2 separate regions of the Homo sapiens genome follow, and region 1 is linked to region 2. A link is an interaction called in ENCODE POLR2A ChIA-PET data of the cell type or tissue named here. Cell type or tissue: OCI-LY7. All regions are shown on one strand. Each heading gives the region's core, and the rest is flanking DNA. Links, peaks and the distances in the headings are about the cores only.

Evidence for each region. ChIA-PET counts read pairs that join two places held together with the same protein. Peaks named below come from ENCODE experiments on the same cell type or tissue, not always from the same donor. Only the 100,000 strongest peaks of a DNase experiment are listed, where the experiment ranks them.
Region 1: POLR2A ChIA-PET joins it to region 2 with 6 read pairs; 16 of 35 experiments call an interaction of 5 or more read pairs at or near these places.

What each region holds. Positions count from the first base shown.
Region 1 is chr2:8,470,459-8,474,855 of GRCh38, forward strand. No RefSeq gene overlaps it. Among named protein-coding and RNA genes, the nearest start is that of LINC01814, 110 kb to the right of the region's middle. In OCI-LY7, for the core only: no CTCF peak of the experiment used is centred there; a DNase peak (open chromatin) is centred at 2,323; H3K4me3 peaks cover 1,074 bases; H3K27ac peaks cover 3,053 bases.
Region 2 is chr2:8,686,206-8,690,602 of GRCh38, forward strand. No RefSeq gene overlaps it. Among named protein-coding and RNA genes, the nearest start is that of ID2, 6.3 kb to the left of the region's middle. In OCI-LY7, for the core only: no CTCF peak of the experiment used is centred there; no DNase peak of the experiment used is centred there.

The sequences.
Region 1 (4,397 bases), core at 193-4,192, 220 kb before region 2:
TTGACTTATAATTTAACTCTTTAAACAAGTTATTTCTAATTTCTTGGGGACAGGAAGAATGTGCATTTGGCCGGCAAAGGAACTGAGGCTCAAGAGTTCACAGGACTCAACTATCCCAGGCTACCCAGATGATGGCTGCCAAACTGGATTACAACCCAGGTTTTAATCTAAACTAAATCCAACTAAAAAGGAGTAAATGTCTGAAAATGCCAGTCAAAGCACGAAAGGTTAAGTGGCTAAATTTGGCACCTAACCACATCAACCTCTGTGGCTAAGAAGCTGGAAAGTGGAGACCCTGACTTCTACTCCTTTATAACTTCCCACAGTACCTGGTCCAAAATGTGCTCAGGCAGGCTATTCATACGTGTTGACAGCTAAGTAACCCCCTTCCCCAGATGGTCCCAAACATCCACAGAGGCCTAAGGCTAAACCACATATTTTTTTCCCTTTTCCCTTCAAGTCACCTTTCAACCCACACCAGGACTCCTTCAGGGAACAGCTGGGGGTCCCTGAGTCTCTTGCTGGAGGGTCTGCACCATCCTCTCCCTGTCCCAAAGTTCTCTGAGTCTCTGGACCTTTCTGTCCCCCTGTCTTCCCCACTTGGACTCTACTTCATCTTAGAGATGCTCCCATCGGGTTTGGGTTGGTGACGGTTATCCTTAGAGGCACAGGTGGGTCCTACCTCCATCCTGGACCAGGGCACCCTTCCTTCACGGTGGCCATCCCCTCATTGCTAGCAAAGCCTCTGTGGCTCCCTGTCCCACTGAAGATTCCCACCCTGCCAGGACTTTGGAGCAGAAGGAAAATTCCATCTGGCCTCACATTTCACAGGTACTTCTTGAGTGCCTGGGATTTAACCTCTCAGCTCCTCAGTTTCTCCATCTGTAAAAGTAAAGGAGGTCAGGTTGGATGATCTCTAAGCTCCCTTCCATCTCTGTTCATTGGTGATTCTCAGTGCATGAACATTTTTAAGGATCACTGGAAGGGAGTATAACATAAATAATCAATTTAGTGAAAACACATACATTCCAATGAAATGCAAATTTCTTTAAGATGACTATAGCAGTAGTGTAAAGTGAGTCTGGGTGATAGCATGGAAGTCATCCCTATACCACCTGCAAAGGGACTGCCCTCAGGGAAAAATAACTGAGTAGTAAAGGAAAAGGAAGTGATGCTATTTTATCATGTCGACTTCCAGGTATATTGTTTTAAGCTATTTGATGTTTTGGCTTTTATGGTAGGAAAAAACATCTACCTGTAGAATGTTCAAATGAGTTGTCCATTTTCACGTGCACATTACAAACCAGAAGAACATTTATCATATAAGGTAATGGAAGCCTGTTTATGTAAGCTTGTTATGTTCAAGGCAACAAATTCAGAGTGTGTAGGCTGTACGTACAATGCAGTTTTTAAATCTGCTTACATTAAAAATTCTTTCTTTTCTGACATCTTCTGGTTCCTTTTTTCCTTATCACAAGGTTTCCTGAGCTGGGCTCCATAGACATTAAGAGACTTCTGGATGCACCTCAGAGGTGCCCTCAGCCCCCTAAAGTTGTGGGGCATATGCACTCTTTCATAGTGGCTTTCATCTGATTTTCAAAGGGACCCTTGCCCCGCAAAGTGGCCTCTGATTATGCTTCTCGTTCATAGGCAGGGGAGAAAAATTTCCCAACAAGACCTGTATATGGATAAGCCACCTAGCAGAAAGAATCTCAATTCTGGATCAGAGAGACCTGGGTTCACGTCAATTTGCCAGCTGAACTCTACTTTTGGACAAGTTAATTAAATACTGTGATTCTGAGCTGCCTCCTTTCTGTAAAATGTGGGTGATAGCATTTGTCTAGTTTACGAGTTACTGTGAGGATGAAATTATTTGCTCTCTGTAAGCCCCAGCACACCATTTGTGCTCAATGGCTGGTAGACCCCTCAACACTAAGGAAAACCAGAGCTGCCTCCCCAGGGTAGCTCCCAGCTCACCAGCACATCCTGCAGAGCTGTAAGACTAAAATGCAAGCACAACTCAGTCAACTAAACCTCACTGAAATCAATGTTTCTTTGCCTTCACAAGTTCGATTTCTCCTCAAGATGGTTTCTATGCAGTCCCCGTGAGAGTTGACTGAGAATCACCATACACCAGATGTCTAATCCCCAGGTTCCAACACCTCCCTCATGCAGCCACTATAAGAGGAAAAATGGCTTCCACACCCACCCAAAATCTTCGCTGCAATGCTGTTTTGTCCTTCCACCTTGGCCAATAAAGCCACTTCCTTGTGCTTGAGGCACCTCAGTATCCCACTTCTACTTCTTTCTTGACTTTCATTTCTTATACCTTGTCTTGAGCCACATCCTCTGTGCTAGAAACAGCTCCCACTTCCTGCTGGCCCAGCACCTCTGAGCACTTCCTCTCCATGGCTATACTCTTTCAGGAGTTTCTACACCCATATCACTGGGGGCTGTTTCTAAACCCTCCTCCGGTTGGGAAAGTGGAAAGTTGGTAAGTTCCCTGTAAAATATGCTGTGTGCTAGAGACCAGGAGGCCTGTCCAGTTCCCTATGTCCAATATGGGACAGCTCAGAACCTCTCATTCCCACCTCTAAGCAAAAGCAAGAGTTTTCATGTGAGTTTCTGAAACTTGGCACTTAATGCTGTTGTTCTCATGGTGTTGAGATAAGGAATACGGGTCAGTGTATGAACTCCAGCTTCCCCACTAACCGGCCTGCGATCTTGAGCCCTTAACCTCTGTGAGCCTCAATCTATTAAGTAGATAAGACGCAGTCTGTATTCAGATGACAATTACAAGGTTGGTATTAGATTCTATGGTCAGGCAAGACAAGGCCTGCAGGAGGGAGGAAAAGGGGGATTCTTCCTGGCTGAGGTAAGGAGGAAGGGAACATCAGAGCTGAGCCCTTCCAATTCCCATAAGCCCTATAAAGTTAGATTTATGTAATAAGTTTATTATAGAAGAATAATAGTAACCATTTATGGAATACCTACTTGGCAACAAGTGCTAAATATGCCTTGTTCCTTACCCTGGCAACATGGACCTTCGTGTTCCCATTTTGCAGATGTGGAGTATGAGGCTGAGAGGTACATGACTTCCCTCCAAAGCCTGGTGGAACCAAGTCTGTCTGGAGGCCCTACCACTGCCACACACCTTCCTGGTGTTATTTGTAGCTCTAGAAGAAGAGAAGGACTCTAAGGTCAAAGGTGTTAGAGGTATTGTAATGAGATGATGAACCAGGAGGCCTCTGGCATTCCCTCTCCCTCTCCTAAGATGGTCCTTCTTTACAGACATGGGCAGAACTAAAGCCTTGGAAAGAGCCTAAGCAGACAAGCAGCCAGGGAAAAGGGCACCCAGGTCCTGGCTGGCACCAGCCTGGCTATGGAGTCCTCCCCACAGGAAAAAGATGCCGATGTCAAGAAACTCAAGCTTAAGTCAGTAACAGCACCCTGATGGCCTTGGTCACTTCCTCAGGGCACCTGGACACACCCCAAGGCCTTACAGAATTTCAAATTTGGTTCAATGGCAGTGTCTGATTTTCTAGACTTACAAATCTGTAGATTATCCAGAAGAGCAACCAAAGTGCAATTATTTTTATGGTGGTCTCTGCTGTAAGACATTTTGCAAATTCAGAGTCCTATGCTTCAGAATGAAAGCTCTTCCCAAACTCCAGGGTCAATGGATTAAAGGAATGGATCTGGCTCTTGGCAGTGCCTGGGATGGCCAACATGCAAGCTCCCTAACCCCTTACCTCCTCCCTAACCCCTCACCTGTGTTACAGGTGAGACAGCCCTGTCGGTTCTCCTAGGGAAGGGGAGATGCATCAAACTGATGACAGCTACAGAGTGCTGAGACACGGAGTGGACATGGACACCAAGATGGCCGTAGGAGCTGCTGATGAAGCAGTGCCCGAAGTGACTGCTATTAGGAATAGCACAGAACGAGTTTCTTCATCACCTCCTTCGAGAGGGTGCCGTGATGGAACAGACGTAATTTTCACCCTCAGCTGGGGTGGACACCCTGCTATACAGTGATTAGCTCTGTGATCTTGAAGAGGTCATTTCAATTCTTGGCCCTTTGTTTCCTCATCTGTAAAATAGGGTTGACAACGTCCACCTTACAAAGGTTTCATAAGAATTAAAGGAGAGGGCTGGGCACAGTTGCTGACACCTGTAATCCCAGCACTTTGGGAGGCCAAATAGGGCAGATCACTTGAGGTCAGGAGTTCTAGACCAGCCTGGCCAACTTGGTGAAACCCAGTCTTTACTGAAAATATAGAAATTAGCTGGCCGTAGTGGTGCATGCCTGTAATCCCAGCTACTCGGGAGGCTGAGGTAAGAGAATCGCTTGAACCTGGGAGGCGGAGGGTGCAGTGAGCCAAGATTGTGCCACTGCA
Region 2 (4,397 bases), core at 321-4,320:
AGATTTTTAAAAAGATCAGACAGGATCCTAGTCTCAAAGAGACTATGCTTGGATTGTGGGGATAAATGAATTGTGAAGTCACATGAAAGCCAGAATGCTTTCCCTTCTCTTTCCTGGATGTTTTGTTAAATTTTGTTTTAATTTTTCTGAACTGCTTAATAACTATTAACCAAGAACGCCAGTGTTAGTTAAAGCAGTGGGAGGTGGGAGTCGGCCTCCTTTTCTTATTCCAAATCCTAATGAGAATCGATCACATTTCTTCCATTTAGTAGGATGTGACTGTAGGCTTCTGTTGTAATAGATACTGTTTCTCAATTTTTGGAAGAGCCTTTCAATTGCTAGGCTTGTTGGAAGGGGTTTTTTTTTTTTTTTTTTTTTGAGAATTTTAAATCATAATTCGTGAGTCAATTGGTAAAATACTTTTGACTGCATTTACTGATATTATTTTTGTCTGGTGGATTACACTGATATTTCTGATACTGAACTAGCCATGCATTTCTGAAATAACTCCTACGTGAACATCATATATTATTACTTTTTATATCCACCGTGGATTCTGTTAGCCAATATTTTATTTTTGAAAATGAAATGGAACTGTGATTTACTTTCTTGTGTTGTCTGTAACTGGTTTTTGAATCAAGATCATACTAACCTCAAGCAATAAATGTACAGGTCAGTTTACATTTAATTTTAGCGTTCAAAGCCATGAGTGCATCCCTGAAGGTCGGCTAACGTGTAGTCTGTCTATTTCAGAGGTGAGCATTGAGTAGCCAACAGCACACAACCAGGCAGTGGGCAGACGAACTCAGTCCAGCGCTTTTTCAGGAACATAAAAAGGACTTTCAAGTAGAGGGTGAAGATGTAGACTCTAATAGAAAATAATATTCTTGTCAATAAGGAGCTGCTTTATAGAGCTTTTAAAATCCACAGCTAATAATTTGTGCGGCTCTCTGCAGGGCAGGTGCAGAGCCATCCCAATCCCCTTCAGCTTGACACCCCATACATCCTTCCAATTTTTGATGCATTTTGCTACCGGAAAAGGGGTTTCAGACTTTGAGTGTCTTTCTGGATGCTGATCCAGAAAAGGTGTTGGATGTTTTTCTATTTCATCATAAAGATACTTTGAAGACCAGGGGCAGTGGCTCACGCCTGTAATCCCAGCACTTTGGGAGGCCAAGGTGGGTGCATCGCTTGAGCCCTGGAGTTCAAGACCAGCCTGGGCAACATGGCAAAACCCCATCTCTACTAAAAATACAAAAGTTAGTTGGGTGTGGTAGTGCACGCCTGTAGTCCCAGCTACTCAGGAGGCTGAGGTGGGAGGATCTCTTGAGCCCAGGAGGTCAAGGCTGCATGATTGTGCCACTGCACTGCAGCCTGAGTGACAGAGCGAGACCCTGTCTCAGAAAACTAATTAATTAATTAATTTAATTAAAGATAATTTGAGTCAGAGGCAGCATAAGTTGAGAAGCTCAACAACATGTGTTTTGTTTATTGCTGACTAAAGTAGGCATTATGAGGAGCACCGCCTGAGACTGTAAGGAAGGAAGGAGATTTTCCAGAGGCCCTGAAGGAAGATGCAACAGAAGGACAGTGGGAAGAGCATGCACACATTTGTGGCAGTCCTGAGTGAGGGCACCAATCCCAGTAAACTAGGGCATTGGCCAAACAGGAATTACAGACAAGTTTTTACAACCCTGTGAAGCAGGGCATTGAAACTGATACTACCACCCAGGATCCTGGAAGGCCTGAAATGTCGGTTATTGATTAGAAAAAAATAATACTCATTAGCTCAGGAAGATCATAAGGAAGCTTGTGTGTGAACCTGAGCTCAAGAGGGAAATGAAAATCTCCTCCGAAAATTTTTACCCATAAACATGCCCTTATGGGCAATGGAGATTCAAATATGTACTACCCACTTGGTTTGAGAAATTTTGATGCTGAGAAATTAACACAAAAATGGGTTTCTGGCTGGTGATACCCCTGGAGTGCTTGGAAGTGGCACATGCAAAGCTTCTTCTCTGGAGAGAAAATTTCTCAATACAGACTACACAGAATTCTCACATTTTCACGGTTGGGTGAAAGTCAGTTTATAATTCAAAAATTTTAAAAACACTGAAAACAATTTACCATGAGAGAATCAGTAGCTAAAATGAAGAGAAAGATTAGAAACAAAAGATCTAAAATGGCTATAAAGTAAGCACAACTAAGATGATTAAAGAAATTTAAAAATTAAGCAAGAACATAAAAAATCACAATATACAGTATTATATATAAAAGAATAGGCAGATTTGAAAACGAACAACATCAAAGTGCTTACATATAGTTATTGAAAGTGAAAACTCAATGAAAATGTTAAAACCCAGATTAAAAACTACTGGAGAGAGAATTAATGAACTGGGAGATGAACCTGAAAAAATTACCCAGAATGAGCACAGAGAGATAAAGATAAGATAAATATGAACTCAAGGTAAGAGACAGAAAGGATAGAGAGAGAAGTTCCAACAAGTATGGCAGACTGTATCAACTGGTTGTGGCAGTAGAAGGGAATCTGTCACAGTAAACGTTCAAGCAACTTGAATGTTAGATATATCTTCTCTTAAAGGCTTTTAGTCAAGCTAATATTCTGCACATATACATGTTTTGTTTGGTTTCAGACAGGGTCTCTCTGTCACCCAGGCTGGAGTGCAGTGGCATTGATCACAGCTCACTGCAGCCTCAGCCTCCCTGGGCTCAGTTGATCCTCTCACCTCAGCCTCCTAAGTAGCTGGGACTACAGGTGTGCACCACCACGCCTGGCTAATTTTTTCTATTTTTTTTTTGTAGAGACAGGATTTCACCATGTTACCCAGGTGGTCTCAAACTCCTGGGCTCAAGCATTCCTCCTGCCTTGGCCTCCCAAAATGCTGGAATTACAGGTTTGAGTCACTGCACCCAGCCCACATATACATGTTTTAAAAATTAAGATGAAAAAATCCAACACAATTAGAAATAGGAAAACAGTAGCAATAGAGTTCACAGATAAAGTAATCAACAGCCTGTAAGCATACAAAAAGATGGCCAATTTCACCCATAATAAGACAAGTGCAAATGAAAAACTATATAACAATTCTCACCCAACAAATGGGCACAAATCCAAAAGTTTGACAATATACTCTGTTGACAAGACTGTGAGGGAAACAATCTTGTATATTGTTGATGATAAAATACTCTGACCCCTATAAAGAGGAATGTGGTGATATCTAGCAAAATTGCATATGCATTTACTCTTTAACCCAGCTTTCTCCCTCCTAGAAATCTATCCCAAAGTTACATTGCAAAAATATGTAATACTGTATGCACCAGGTTAATAGATTTGGCATTGCTTTTAATAGCAAATGACTAGAAACAACCCAAATTTGGGACTGTTTGGAAAAGCTCTAGTATACTAATACATGGTGATGTAACGCAAAGAGGAGATCTTTATATACTGACATGGGCTTTCCAGGACAAAGCGTCAGGTGAAGAATGCCTAATACAGAACAGTGTATATGGTGTGCTAGCTTTTGTATGAGAAGGAAGGTGTAATAGTAACACATAGATTCATATTTGTTTATATTTTCAGAGAAATGAAATGGAAGAAAAAACTAAAATTAATAAAAATGGTTATTGATGGGAGAGGCTAGAATAGAGTGGAGGAAGCAATGTTAGAAAGGGAGTGTAGTATTTCTGAATGTATATTCCGTGTCAATCTTTCACTTAATGGGTTTACTAAACTTTGACGATCATTGTCTAAATCGACTACTCCTTTAGTTATCACATTACAGTGAATACATTCATCATTAGAAATTGCAGCATGGTGGCCAGGCGTGGTGGCTCACACCTGTAATCCTAACACGTTGGGAGACTGAGGTGGGTGGATTGCCTGAGCTCAGGAGTTCAAGAGCAGCCTGGGCAACACGGTAAAACCGTGTCTCTAATAAAATACAAAAAAAAATTAGCCCCCGGGCATGGCAGTGTGAGCCTGTAATCTCAGCTACTAGGAAGGCTGAGACAGGAGAATCACTTGAACCCAGGAGGCAGAGGTTGCAGTGAGCTGAGATCGCACCATTGCACTCCAGCCTGGGCAACAGAGAAAGACTCCGTGACTTTCTAACTGTTTCAATTATGGTTATCTGAAATCCAGCTCATACTGAAAAGTCAGGAAAATGCTTAATTATTTCTCTTTAATTCTCCATTTTTACAATTATATTGTATTAAATGTGGTATTTCTGAATGTATATTGTCATATAGTTTTGACTGAGATATGTAAATACTTTTTACAAATTACATTTAAAAAACAATATGTAAGTAGAAAAAAATGACAACAAATGGACCTAATTACGTCTCAAGTTAGTAACATACGCACACAGAGGAAAAAT